Regions from separate parts of the Homo sapiens genome. Here region 1 is linked to region 2. The links are chromatin loops, found by intact Hi-C in ENCODE. Cell type or tissue: B cell. All regions are shown on one strand. Links, peaks and the distances in the headings refer to the core of each region. The heading gives the core; the rest is flanking DNA.

What was found. A loop is a pair of places that touch in the nucleus more often than their neighbours do. Peaks named below come from ENCODE experiments on the same cell type or tissue, not always from the same donor. Only the 100,000 strongest peaks of a DNase experiment are listed, where the experiment ranks them.
Region 1: it touches region 2 in a loop (3-fold over the local background); 9 of 110 quality-filtered maps call a loop at or near these places.

What each region holds. Positions count from the first base shown.
Region 1 is chr15:59,350,445-59,357,903 of GRCh38, reverse strand. The region is part of intron 1 of MYO1E (myosin IE); the gene reads left to right. Among named protein-coding and RNA genes, the nearest start is that of MYO1E, 19 kb to the left of the region's middle. RefSeq lists enhancers at 2,628-3,147, 3,148-3,668, 3,669-4,188. In B cell, for the core only: no CTCF peak of the experiment used is centred there; a DNase peak (open chromatin) is centred at 3,853; H3K4me3 peaks cover 1,774 bases; H3K27ac peaks cover 1,946 bases.
Region 2 is chr15:59,243,066-59,250,524 of GRCh38, reverse strand. All of the region lies in intron 4 of MYO1E (myosin IE), which reads left to right. Among named protein-coding and RNA genes, the nearest start is that of LDHAL6B, 40 kb to the right of the region's middle. In B cell, for the core only: a CTCF peak has its summit at 2,976 (motif pointing left); a DNase peak (open chromatin) is centred at 2,954.

The sequences.
Region 1 (7,459 bases), core at 2,545-5,044, 110 kb before region 2:
TGGTGTTTCCCTTTCAGGCTTAGATGTTCTCCATCTTCAGCTTGTGTCTGGCTGGAATCAATTCCTCCCCCTCTCCATCCCGTCAGTCTAATTCTTCTTTTAAACCAGCCTTAACTCTGCCTTCTTGAGCCTCATCATTGAAAATTACCTCCTTGGCAAGGTATGGTGGCTCACGCCTGTAATCCCAGCACTTTGGGAGGCCAAGGTAGGTGGATCACCTGAGGTCAGGAGTTTCAGACCATCCTGGCCAACATGGTGAAACCCTGTCTCTACTAAAAATACAAAACAACAACAACAACAACAACAACAAAAATAGCCAGGCGTGGTGGTAGGCACCTGTAATCCTAGCTACTCGGGAGGCTGAGACAAGAGAACTGCTTGAACCCGGGAGGCGGAGGTTGCAGTGAGCCAAGATTGCACCACTGCTCTCCAGCCTGGGCGACAGAGTGAGACTCGTCTCAAAAAAAAAAAAAAAAAGTTATCTCCTTCTTCAAAATCTCATGAGCACTTTATCTATAAAGATCTTATAATTGCTAATGTGCATTTTGTCTTTCCTTCTGATCAGTTACTTTTCAGGTAGAATCCTTTCTCGTTCAGCTTTGTATCCCAGCCTCTCCTCTCCCCATTCCCACCTCCCCTCGTTGTTTCTTGACTTCCAATACTTGAGTATATGATACTATTTTAAAACTTAATGAGAGGACCAGGCACGGTGGCTCACACCTGTAATCCCAGCACTTTGAGAGGCTGAGGTGGGTGGATCACCTGAGGTCAGGAGTTCAAGACCAGCCTGGTCAACAGGGCGAAACCTCATCTCTACTGAAAATACAAGAATTAGCTGGGTGTGGTGGTGGGCGCCTGTAATCCCAGCTACTTGAGAGGCTGAGGCAGGAGAATTGCTTGAACCCGGGAGGTGGAGGTTGCAGTGAGCCGAGATCGTGCCATTGCACTCCAGCCTAGGCAGCAAGAGTGAAACTCCATCTCAAAAAAAAAAAACCAAAAACAAACAAACAAACAAAAAAAAAAACTTAACAGGAGGCAGGGCACAGTGGTGCAACGCCTGTAATCCCAGCACTTTAAGAGGCCAAGGGAGGCAGATCCCTTGAGCTTAGGAGTTCAGGACCAGTCTGGGCAACATGGCAAAGACCTGCCAATACAGAAAATAGCCGGTTGTGGTGTTACACACTTGTAGTCCCAGCTACTTGGGAGGCTTATGTGGGAGGATTGCTGGAGCCCGGGAGGCAGAGGGTGCAGTGAGCCGAGATTGCAGAGAGAGACCCTGTTTCAGGAAAAACAACAACAAAAAACCCCAAAAAACTTAATGGGAAAAATGTTTGTATTTCTTTTTGTTATGCATCAGTATACAATCTTTAAAACTACCCCCAGGTCTTTTCCTTGAGGGACAAAAGTAGGATGCAGAACTGCCTACAAGGTGGAGCATTCTTAAAATCTACTCCAAAAAACTGCTGCTCGTGGGTACTCAGCTGATAGAATGAACAGGAGTGAATGAATAGGTGAAAGCACCCTGTGATTTGAATGTCGCAAGCCTTTCATTTTCGTTGGAACCTTGTCTGATGTGTGTCACTCCCCACTCCGTTGTGCTTGCCCTTCGGAAAGATGGAATGGTGAGGACAGAGAGGAGACAGGTGATAAAAAGACACTTAAAAGGGCACCTGAAAGCCAGGTGGCTTGTCCCTGGAAGGCAGTAGAAAGCAATCTGCAGTCATGATGCCTTTCTTCACTCAGCAGCAGCTATAATGTTGAAAATGGGGCAAACGCCTTCCCCGTGCAACTGTTTAACAAAAGGTAGTTCTCCTAGAAAACAGAATCTGTTGTATATGTTGCCAGTGATTTTCACAAGTGTAGATGCCTAAGAAATAGGCAAATATGCTGAGCGTGGTGGCTCACACTTATAATCCCAGCACTTTGGGAGGCCTAGGCAGGTGGATTGCTTGAGCCCAGGCATTCGAAACCAGCCTGGGCAACATTGTGAGACCCCGTCTCTACAAAAAAATAAACGAAAATTAGCCAGACATCGTGGTGTGTGCCTGTAGTTCCAGCTACTTGGGAGGCTGAGGTGGGAAGATTGCTTGATCCTGGCAGGTTGAGGCTGCCGTGAGCCCTGATCATGCCACTGTACTCCAGCCTGGGTGACAGAGTCAGAGCCTGTCTCAAAAAAAAAAGAAATAGGCAAATACAAGAGATGGAAAAAGGAATCGAAAGAATTGCCATGGGATTGCGCATTAGACAATTTGCTTTTTAAAATTGCATGTGGTTTTGAAGGACAGGTTGAATTTGGATGTTTAAAATGCTTAGTGAAACTAAGACTGGCAGGGTCAAACTGTGCGCATAAAATCTTTGTTCTGGAACTCAAGTGAAAAATTGGCAGATTTGCACTTTTTGAGCTTTTTAGAGTCCATTTCCAGCTCCAGGTGGCTGGGTGAAGTATCCTAAGCTCTACAGAAGGGTAAAAGAAATAGCCTCCCACGTGAGTGGCAGGAGTAGGTAACCTGTAGTATCTGGAAAGATATGTAGATCACCACCAGTTAGAACATTTGGAAGGAGGAATTGCCAGTGGCTTGTAGACAAGGAATGGAGGAGTTGAGACAGGCAAGGTAAATTGGGGCCCTCCTGCCAATTGGAAGTTTTTGAGTGATATTTTTAATATTTATTATTCCATCCTCCTTGGTTGGAAAGTCACGACGGAGAGGGACACTGTCATGCTCATGGTTTGTGTTTGTATTTCTGGCATGGGGTAGAATTGGCAACTTTGCTGAATTGAACAACTGTTCCCCACTAGACCAAAAGTGCCCAGAGGACTGAAAACCCTCCAATTCAACTTGGTGGCAGCAAGGCAGCCGCCAGTGAATGAGTGATTGATGAGAGCCAGCGGATTAAAGGAGACAACTAATTGTAAACTGGAAATAGTTTTCAAAGATAAAAGTAGCCCCCTCAGATAAAACCACTAGGGCTTCCTTTTGAGTTTTCTTTTCACAGAACAGGATATTAGTGGTTCGGTGGGGCTCCTGCAGGAGGGGGTAGCTGTGGAGGGAAGCTGGTAGGCTGGGAAGGTTTCTACCTGTTTCTCACTCCTTTCCTACTAACGCCCCTTCAATTGAGAGGCTAGGTAATTATAATTACCTGAGATCACACAACCAGTCCTGACCTGTCCCCACAAGGGGTGGAGCTACTCTTTCCAGGTCAAAATGGAAACCAAATTCACCACTATCCGTTCAAAAGCTCCCAACTCCGAACAAAGAGCCATTGCAATGGTGCCCACCTGGGCACCATTTTGGAGCCTGATATTTATTATCACATTTAGGTTCACATGCCAGGTGCCCACCTGGCATGGAGGCAGCAGTCTGTTCGAGTTCTGCCACCTGAGGACACCCAGGCCTGTGACCCCAAGCGAGGGCTTTTCTGACGTTTGTGGGGGAGTGGTTAGGCTGCTTTTGCTGATATGAAAGATCACTGCTAGATTCATGGCCAGGATAAGAAGGTTTTCCTTGTTAGGTGATACGGACTTTCAGAATGTGAAATTTCCTGACCAAGGTTGTGTCTGTTCTGGTTTAAAGACGAGGATTTGCTGCCTTTGTTTTTCCTTAAGCCAACGTGCCATCCACCTGTGCTAGAGGAATCTGGTATTGCTCTCCTCCAAAGGCCAGGACGGTCTCAAAGGAGACAGGCTAATGGCTTAATTGTTTTGTTTATTCTGCTCCCCACAAATTCCAGTAGCTTCATTTACATTCAGAGAACTTTTTTCAACTGTATTGTCATTTCCCTTGGTTTTGAATGGCTCTTAATGTTTGCCCTTCATGTTGTTTTGAAAGGTTGATCGAGCCGTTAGTGAAGGGTGTGGCTTTCTCCAAATGGGGGTTTTTCTTAGTGTGTGGTAGAGAAAGTGAGAGTAATTTTAAAAATAAAATATGCACATTTTTTCTATCTGTACACACAAACTCTAGATTATTTTGGAGCCTATTTATGTTCACATGCTTTAGGTTTTGGGAGTTAAAAGATTAATGTGTACAAGGGAATGGTGATATTTAACAGGACAAAAATTTCGCTTTTACAGAGCTGTGGTTTGCTTTTCAAAATGTAGAGGTTTCTTTACCTTTGCGTTTTTTTCTTTCTTTGTTTTTTTTTTTTTTTGAGACGGAGTTTTGCTCTTGTTGCTCAAGCTGGGGTGCAATGGCATGATTTCAGCTCACTGCATCCTCCACCTCCTGGGTTCAAGTGATTCTTCTGCCTCAGCCTTCCGAGTAGCTGGGATTACAGGCGTGCGCCACCACACCCGGCTATTTTTTTGTATTTTTAGTAGAAACGGGGTTTCTCCATGTTAGCCAGATGGTCTTGAACTCCTGACCTCAGGTAATCCACCCGCCTCAGCCTCCCAAAGTGCTGAGATTACAGGTGTGAGCCACCGCACCTGGCCTGTTTCTTCACCTTTGACAAAGAATCCAGTATAAGACTATTCTGGTTCGTGTTGTAAATGGATTTTTTTTTCTTTTTTTTCTTTTCTTTTCTTTTCTTTTCTTTTTTTTTTTTTTTTTGAGACAGGGTCTCTATCTGTCACCCAGGCTGGAGTACAGTGGTGCCATCACAGCTCACTGCAGCCTTAAACTCCTGGGGTCAAGCAATCCTCTTACCTCAGCCTCCCAAGTAGCTGGGACTACAGGCGCGCACCACTACACCTGGCTTAAATGCATTTTTATAATTTTAGTATAAACAAGACATTTTAGATTGAATAACTTTGTAATGTGCTAGGACAGTAGTTTTTAATGCAGGTGGGATCCAACTTTTGAGAAAGGGAAATGTGAAGGTTGAAGAAACTTAAAAATCAACTGCCGTTGGCTAGATCTAGGTGTGCTGACTTCCTTAGAAAAGAAATGCTTCCTTTCCCTGCAAACCGGAGTTTGGGAAATTTAGAGCTAGGAAATCATGTGGTCGATCTTAACGTTATAAATCACTCAGACAAATACAGGATAATGCTGTTTTCGGAAGTGCTTGTGATTGTACAGGATTACATGGTGATAAAGAGTTTTCAATGGCTCCTCCAGTTTCTGAGGGAGTTCTGTGCTTTGCTTTCTTGGTAATTCCTTCTGCAGACCTTAGAGCCTTTGAGGGGGGCTGGGTATGCTTCCGTGAATTTAACAGTTTAACACACTGTTGAATAGAAGAGAATCTGCTATTGGAACTAGCGATTACTAAGAAACCACTTCTATATCATCCAGCATTTGTATCTACTTTAAAGTACATATTAGTATTTTCCTTGGTTTACAGATGAGGAAAATGAGTTAGGTACCGTGTTTAAGGTTACCCATCTGAAAAGTGGCAGAGAGGGGATTTAAACTCCTGGTCATCTGAATCTAAGGTCTGCTTAGAAGAGGAGCTGTTTGCTTCTAGACACATGCGTATTTAGGTTGTGGGTCCACGGACTAATAGCGTGGGCATCCCTGGGATATTATTAGAAATGCAGAACTTCAGGTCCCACCCACACCTGATTGCAGATCTGTGTTTTAACAAGGTCTCTAGATGATTGCAAAGCACTACGGCACAGGGACACTTCCCCAGAGGAAGTGTGATGGCCGCCCTCCAGGATATCATCTTCCAAGGTTAGGGACGTGCCAAATATCCCAAGCTTTCAGATATGCGACTCAATCATCTCTAATTATCCTGCTCAACCAAAAATTAAAGAGCGATTCTTCCAAGTGGAATCGAGGGAAACTTTTCTCCTGGACAATTCTGGAGGGAGTCCAGCTATCCTTAAGGAGATGCACAGAATAGGCTGTTGCCGACAGCATGCTTGGAAAACCTATCAACCCGGGGTGCCTCTTCCACGGCTGCTGTCCATGCTATACTTTCTCCCATTACTGATCCCTCTGAACTAGTCTATCAAACCTTCTCCTAAAGAGGGTGAGAACAGATTTTGTCAGGCCAGAGAGGAAGAAAGAGATCCAGAATGGGGACGATCAATAGCATGAAAATAGAGAAGGGCATTGAAAAGAGCCCAGCCTTCAGAACACTCCAGTCCTGGCGCTGGAGAACTGCACCTTACCTTTTACTCCTACCTGGTTTTCCTTTTAGAATTCCCCCAGGCATCTATGCTGGAGACAGTAGTGTCTTTGTCTGTTGTTCCCATCCCTGCCTTGCTCCTGCCATTTCCAACGTCCTGTGAGTATATCTTCACAGGACTCCCCCTTCCTTTTCACAGTGGCCACCCTAGTTTGGATGTGCATTGTCTTACACTGGGAACATTATAAGCGTTTCTTAAGTGGTCTTCACTCTTATCCCCCGGTAATTCACAGAAATAGCATCAGCGCAATCATCTTCTAGTAACACGGCTTTGCATCTGTCACTCTTCCTCAAAAACTCTCAGTTCCTACTGGGAACAGTCTAAAGACCAAAATGCATTACGGTCTAAATTAAACCAATTACTGGTTGCATTTATCCAACTCTATTTTCCAGTAGTCCTTCTCAAATAAATTCCGTGAGGGCAGCCTACATGCCTTGTTCCTGCTATTAGCTCCTAGCACAGTGCTTGTACACAGTGGATTTTCACTAAATATTGATTGAATGAACGAATGAACTTATTCTCAGGTTTATGTTTTATAGTCTGCCTAGAATACACTCCTTGGTCAGGCCATTTCCTGTGACTAGATTTCCCTTCCCTTTTTTCCTGTTCATCTGAATCCTTAAAAAACCAAGTAAGGCCGGGTGCGGTGGCTCACACCTGTAATCCCAGCACTTTGGGAGGCCGAGGTGGGCCGATCACGAGGTCGGGAGATCGAGACCATCCTGGCTAACACGGTGAAACCCTGTGTCTACTAAAAATACACAAAAAAATTAGCTGGGCGTGGTGGTGGACGCCTGTAGTCCCAGCTACTCTGGAGGCTGAGGCTGGAGAATGGCGTGAACCTGGGAGGCGGAGCTTGCATTGAGCCGAGATCGCGCCACTGCACGCCAGCCTGGGTGACAGAGCGAGACTCCGTCTCAAAAAAGACAAAAAACAAAAAACCAACCAACCAAACAAACAACAACAACAACAAATAAAGACTCATTTCCTGGAAGCCTCTGATTTAACTCGTGGAGATCATTCCCTTCTCCAAATTGTGGCCCTTACCATAGAGTTATTTATTTGTGACTAAACTATGTCATCTTGCATTGTTATCTGTTTTCACACAGTCTCTTACAGCCCAAGTAGACTGTAAGCCTCTTGAGATCAGAGATAATTTACATTTCTTTATATTTTTCAGAATTCACCATCTTTCCCTTTGGCCTTCCCACATTCCTGTACACTCTCGACATTCCCTGGTTATCTGGCAGTTCATATTGGGGAATTATGGTTAGCTGTGGATCAGGCCTCCTCTCCCCACTTTCCTCTCAGTAATGCATGTAGTCTCTGAGGGCAGACACTACATTCTCCTGTGTCTTTTCTGGTTTATTCAATGATAGAGGCTGTACC
Region 2 (7,459 bases), core at 1,707-4,206:
CAAACAAAAGAGGTTGAGGGCGAGGTCTGGGAGGGTCCCGAGGTGGAGTTTCTGGTTTTCCTCTCCCTGTGGAGTCATGGACAGCGCTACCTCCTACCGGTATGAGGTGTGACAATACTCACAGTATTGCCGACCAGAAAACATCACCTGAGCCTCTGATGTTTGGCCTCGATCACGCACCGCCTGCCTGGCCCACCTTCAGTTTCCAGCTGCTCTCGAAGGCTTGTGCAAATGCCTTTAGTTTCCAGTTGGAGGTCAGAATTGCGATGGTATGTCCCAAAGCCCCCGACATAAATCATATCGTCAGACTCTCCTATGGTCAAAGCCCCCAAGAAAGGAAAAGCACTCCTCTTAGGTAGGACATTCCAGGGGCATAGACATCACCGCCCAGTCACCGAGGGCAAAAGCCTGAGCCCTTGAGTTAATTCTCTTCTGCACCAGGGCTGTGGTTTGTCTGCTTTGAGAAAGCAAATTGGAAACCTCTGGCATGCCGTGGTTCATGCTCACCTGACCCTGGGCAGCACGCCTCACACCTGTCTGGGCCTTGGCTTTTTCACCTGTGAAGGAACTGGTTTTGGAACTCTTCCTTCCAAATAATGTTGGAGAGGAGGAAAGGCAGGGAAATCCTGTTCTGGGTGGAAAGGCCAAGTTTGTAGCCCCTGACACTGGATGGGGCAGGTGCTCCATCTGTTAGGGGCCGAGTTGAATGGTGCCTTTTAAAATGTGTTTGTGAGCAGAAAACAAACGAAAAAACCATTTTCTTGGAGGCTGGAAGAGAAGCCTGCTCCTCATGCTAAGGGATTCTGGCATGGCTGGAAAGACTAGGAATCTTTAGTGTCATTTAATTAGGAAATAAAAAGTGAGCGATGACCTAATTTCTATGGTGGTGTTTTAGACTTCCACCTCCCAGTTTCCCTGGTGTGACTTTGTCTAAATGACACTTTAGATGGCATAATGCAGCCCATAAAGGCGGCGTTTCTAGTTTCCTGTCAGTCTTACTCATATTTTCCAACGCAGTGGATACGGTGACAGGATGGACAGGCACCTGACCATTTCAAGACTAGAAATGAGTGTAACAAATCGGATTTTTTTTTTTTTTTTGAGACAGAGTCTTGCTCTGTCACCAGGCTGGAGTGCAATGGCGTGATCTCAGCTCACTGCAACCTCTGCCTCCCAGGTACAAGTGATTTTCTTGCCTCAGCCTTCTGAGTAGCTGGGACTACAGGCACCTGCCACCACACCCAGCTAATTTTTTTTGTATTTTTAGTAGAGACTGGGTTTCACCATGTTGGCCAGGGTGGTCTTGATCTCTTGATCTCGTGATCCACCCGCCTCAGCCTCCCAAAGTGCTGGGATTACAGGCGTGAGCCACCGCGCCTGGCCACAAAGTGGATTTTGAAAGAAATAAATCAAGGAAGGAGACGTGCTGCTTTCTCAAGCACAGGGCTCCATGGAAGCCTAGGTCCATCTACAAACTTGATTTGTCAAAACAGCTGGAGTTGAGCAGCCTTGGGTAGACTGACTTGCCAAGCAAACTCACAAGGAAGTGTGAATCAGACCCCAATTCATTATTGCATAGGCAGAATTCTGCCTGTGGACAGCCGATTATGTGCCCTGGAACACAGTCCACGAAGGGAGCTAGATTACCACGAGAACGCTGGATAGAGGGGTGAATTCTGAGCGAAGGGATGATCGTATTTGCTAAATCAGCTCACAGCAGTCACCTCTATCTGAAGATGTGAACACATGAACTAAGGGTGTTGCTCTAGTCTGCAGAACAGTCTTTTTACTTGGAGAAAACCCCCCATCTCTGCTGTTTACTTTCCTGTCCTGACTCTGCTGTAAGTCAACCCCCTTTCATTAACCTACACTCTCTCCTGCCAAGCCCTGATGTCTATTAGGCCAACTTCTAGTAAGGAATAAACACCTGGGGTTGACCTTGGATATTTCCTATGCCTTCCTCCTCAGCCCACTGGCAGACAAATCAGGAAGAGTGGCTTCTATGGATGCTAACTTTTTTTTTTTTTTTTTTTTTTTTGAGATGGAGTCTCACCCTGTCGTTCAGGCTGGAGTTCAGTGGTGTGATCTCGGCTCACTGCAACCTCCATCCCCCCGGGTTCAAGCGATTCTCCTGCCTCAGCATCCCAAGTAGCTGGGACTACAGGCGCCCACCACCTTGCCTGGCTAATTTTTTTGTATTTTTAGTAGAGACAGGGTTTCACCATGTTGGCCAGGCTGGTTATGAGCTCCAGACCTCAAGTGATCCACCTGCCTTGGCCGCCCAAAATGCTAGGATTACAGTTATGAGCCACCGCACCCGGCCTATAGATGCTAATTTTATCTACCATGCCTTGTGTTCACTAATTTATCTTTTTTTTTTTTTTTTTTTTTTTTTTTGAGACGGAGTCTCATTCTGTCACCCAAGCTGGAGTGCAGTGGCACACTCTTGGCTCACCACAACCTGTGCTTCCTGGGTTCAAGTGATTCTCTTGCCTCAGCCTTCTGAGTAGCTGGGATTACAGGGGTGTGCCATGACACCTGGCTAATTTTTTGTTTGTATTTTTTAGTATAGAAGGGGTTTCGCCCTGTTGGCCAGGCTGGTCTTGAACCCCTGACCTCAAGTGATCTGCCTGCCTCAGCCTCCCAAAGTGCTCTGATTATAGGCGTGAGCTGCCATGGCTGGCCTAGGTTCACCAATTTAACTTTCTAGGGATAAGTATTTCTGATTCCTGAATTGCCTTACTAGTTCAGTGGCTCTACAGATATGTAGGCTCCACCTCCAGAGATTCTGTTTCAACTGATTTGTGGTGGCCTTGGAGCATTAATACCTTTTTTCAAGCTCCCCCAGCTCACTCTGCTTAAAAGCCAGGGCTAAGGCTCTTGAAATCCTGATTTCAGGTCACCTCTTGCTGTTAGCACCATCAGACCCCGCAAGATAGACTTCCTGAGTGCCTGCCCTCTGCTGGTTGCTTTCGTATAGGTTGTCTCTTAATCCTTACCACTCTGTTGGCATTGTTTTTTGAAGCTGCATCTAAAAAATGAGGCTTAAGAGAATTCCAAGATCCAAAACTAGTAGATGGCAGAGCCTCTATTTGAATTTAGCCCTGTCTGACTTCAAACCTTATGCACTTTCTTTATACCTATTAGCAGTGATGTCTCTCTAGGTCTCAAATTTCCCATATTTTAATGGAGATGTAATAGCTACCATATACCATAGGACAGAGGTCAGGACAGGTTCGCCAGGTTAGTTACCCCTGGACTTGAGCTCCTAGGATTAAAGTCTCTCACTCTGTCCCCACAAATACAGGTGCTTTTTTATTTTAGTTTTTGAAAAAGAGTCTCGCTCTGTCACCTAGGCTGGAGTGCAGTGGCACAATTTCAACACACTGCAACCTCCGCCTCTCAGGCTCAAGCGATCCTCCCACCTCAGCCTCGCGAGTAGCTGGGACCACAGATGCGCACCATCATGCCTGGCTAATTTTTAAATTTTTTGTAGCGACAGGGTCTTCTTATGTTGCCCAGGCTGGACTCAGGTGCTTTTTAAAACTAACCCTTTGTCATTGTTGGCCGTGATGCTCTCTGCATACCCAGGAGGATGATGATTGGGCTTGTCATCAACGGAGGATAAATGACGCACAGACTTAGTTAACAGAAGAACATGACCTTATTGACACATTAGCTTTGATTTCTTACCAAGAGGTGAAGATGCATTTATACACCAAATGGCCATACCTGGGCAGTTTCTGTATTTTACCTGACTTGTTATCCAGTGGATTTGTCTGGGGGCCAGAGCTCAGTCTTCCCCTTCTTTTCATGGTTCTCTATGGCCTATTTCTATATTATAGCAGGCCTCTGAGCAGAGACATGATAGCACTGACACCTGGTTCAAAAAGATAAGGTTATTGGTAGAAAAGAGATGGGATGTTGAGGGAATATGGAAATCTATTGCAGCAGTGAGGGCCTGACCTGAGTTAGAAAGGCGAGGAGGAAGCCGACGTATGACTTTCAGTAAGCCTGTAAAGAAATAAAGGAATGGGCAAGTGTGAAGGTAGACTCTGGGCAGTGCCAACAGAAAAATGCAACAGCAATAGCTACATTAGCATCATTAAGAATGATAGTGAAGCTGGGCATGGTGGCTCACGCCTGTAATCCCAGCAGGTGGGCAGATCACCTGAGGTCAGGAGTTCGAGACCAGCCTGGCCAACATGGTGAAACCCCATCTCTACTAAAAATATAAAAATTAGCTGGGTGTGGTGGCAGGCACCTGTAATCCCAGCTACTTGGAAAGCTGAGGCAGGAGAATCACTTGAACCCAGGAGGCAGAGGTTGCAGTGAGCCAAGATGGCACCACTGCACTCCAGCCTGGATGACAGAGCAAGACTCTATCTCAAAAAATAAAAAAAGATTAAAAATTTAAAAAATTTAAAAAAAGAATGATAATGAGCACCTGAAGGCTTGGTAGGTACCTGTGAGCCCAGTAAATGAGCCACCCATATCTGCTTAGCTCATTAATCTGTTCTCCAAAATCCAGAATTTGGATTTGTGCATTAAAACCACATATGTGATACCTTTGGATGTCAAGAGACATCTCTGCAAATCTGTTTAACAAAAAGGTCATGATGTGGTAAAGGAAGAACTGGCAAGCTTTGTTCATGATCTCTACCATCTCTCCATCACCAGACAAGATCTTGACAATGTGGCCAGAGGCATTTCTGAAGCCCTTGCCAACTGACCCATGGAGAATCATCGGGCCTTGGAGAACATTTATGTGGCAGTTTTATTGCTGCCATCAAAAGTGAATTCTTATCACTTTTGGCCTAAATCAGCTCTTGCACCTTAGGCTGTTTAAAAAATATGATGTCAATTGGAAAGCATCCCATTTGGTGCTGTTTCTACTTTTTTTATTTGAAGTATCCTGACGCAGTTGTTTTCTGGTGAGTAGACCATCTGTCCTAAATATATCCAATACCAGTTTGCAAAGTCTTTGTCAGGTGCATCCTGCATAGAAGCTAAATAAATACTTTTTTAAATAATAAATAGAGGCGAGAGATATTTTGAAGGTACATCAGTGGGATTTGCTGACTGATTGAGTAAGAGAGTTTTCATAGAGGAAAAGGAGATAGTAGTCATCACTGGAGCTAAGATTTCTGACCCGTGTGCTTCAACATATATTTTAGATTTGAAATATGTAATTTTTGCAGTAGTAAAGATAAAAGGGAAAAATTCCCAGTGCCGCTCATATTTGGCTCGTGGGTCTCTCGTGCTCTTTGCTGTGGCACCATCAGGTGTCTCCGGATTCTCAAGCTATCTTCCTGCCTTTGATGTATTTCAGGAACCTTTTATTATTAGCATGGGGACGCTTTTCAGGGCTCTCCTGAGTTGCTGTGGGTCCACCCAATTTCTTGTTTATCCCAGCAGCACCGGCCTTTGACCTCGCCATCCCCCTGGCCTGGCTTTGGGAGGCCCTGTCAGCCCATACCTCTGACTATGACGGGGTTGCATGGGGCTGCCGCTGGCTGTAAATCTGAAGAGCAAGGGCCTAGATTGACCCTGTTCCCCAAGCTTTCTGCAAATCTTACATTCTAGTCTGGTTGCTAAAATTCCTTTATCATCAGCCAAGGAGTGCTATTCAGGAGGGCTGCCTAATTAATATATTACCCATAAACATAACAGCAACTCTTTTTCGAGTACTTGCTTTGCATCCTTTTAATTGTATCATTTTTCATCTTTACGTCAGCCTAGCAAACTAGGTATTGCTGTCCCCTACTTTTGCAGATCAAGAAACTGAGTCTCAAAGAGGTAATGAAACTGTTAAAATCTTGCATTTGAAATGTGACAAAGTTGTGCTCCCAGCCAGAGCTGCCCGCCTCCGATACAGCAGTCTTTATACTTTTCTCTGCTGCTTTGAGCCAGCAGGTGTTAGGTTAACTGGTTAATAATCCATTACCACTTTCAGTCATGAGGTGCAGTGGAAAGACCTCTGGGGTGAGTCATAGGGTAGACTCTATTCTCTCTGTCTAAGGCGTGTGACCCCTGCAAGCCTCAGTTACTTCATCTATAAATTGGGAATTTATACCTTAAAGGAATATAAAGAAAGTGTAATGAGGAAATATACATGGAAAACATTTTTTAACTCTTAAAGAGTAATGTAAAAGATCTGCTAGTAACATTCAAAGGAATTTCAGAGCTGGGAAGTAGCTGGGCTGGGACTCAAACTTGGTCTTCATACTCAACATTGGGTTCCTCTGACTGCATCAGGCTGGGCCAAGATGAGCATTGCCATGGGGCCATCCATATTCTTGGCAGAGTAGGTGAAAATTTTGTTTGCTTGACAACACCAATTAACTAGATATTTGTCTGGGGTTGGGAAGAAATAACAGCTGTTGGTCTTATTCACACTTTCCTCAATCTGTTAAGGAATGAATTTGTCTTATTTAGCCAGTGGTTTCAGCATGGCTGTTTGTTTTTGTCTTTTATACCATTAGCCATGGCATGTATTTGAGAATTAGTTTTTTAGTGTAATTCTAAAGTCCGATGGAGGACCCCTCTCTCCATGACCCTGGAACCTCCCAGATGTGCTTCACCTCCGACTTGTTTCTGTTCCAGATCTAGTAGGGCTGCCAGGAAGCGGAGTCTGTGAATTGAGCCATTGGAGAAGACTGTCCAGGACCTTCTTTGATGTGGTTTCTCATTCTCGCAGAATTACTTTGTCTTATGATCACAGTGATGTAGGCTATTTATTATTTGTTAGTTCCAACTCTGCGTGAGGTAATAAATGTTGTTGGCAGAAGGCTTGCTTAAATGGGTGTGTATCAGTAAAGACTCAGGAGTAGCTAAAAGTTTGCTGATACTATGAACTGTGCTGTTCATGGGGTTCCTTTGTGAAACCTTGTTGATTTTTATTGACTAGTCAACCCATATGAGGGTCTTAAAGGTTTACCGTCCTCTGAGCAGTAGAGCTCTTGCCCCTGACACAGACTCTCTCACCTCCTTTTCTAGCTCTTCCACTCACTAGCTAAGTGTCCTTCAGCAAGTTTCTTACCTTTTCTCACTTCAAATAATGGAGATTATAAAAGCACCTACCACACAGGACTCTTATGTGGACCAAGTGATTGACACATGTAAAGCACTTATAACAGTCTCTGACATGCATGATACACACAATGAACACATCGTACCTCCAATTATCATAGCCACAATATTTCAGTGTGTTCCTTTCAAGCCTCCTTTGGAATTGATGTTATTTCTCATCGTCTAGACTATGTTTTAATAGATGAACAACTGCGTTCATCTTTTATAACTCTAGAATTACAAAAATTGGTTTTTAAAAACTATCACTATATTTTTAATCCTTGGGTTATACCTTTTGAAATAAGAGTTGTGTTCAATACTATATCTCTCTATATTTGAAAAAAAAAAAAAAAAGCAGGGTCTAATTAAATAAGTCCAGTGGGAATTT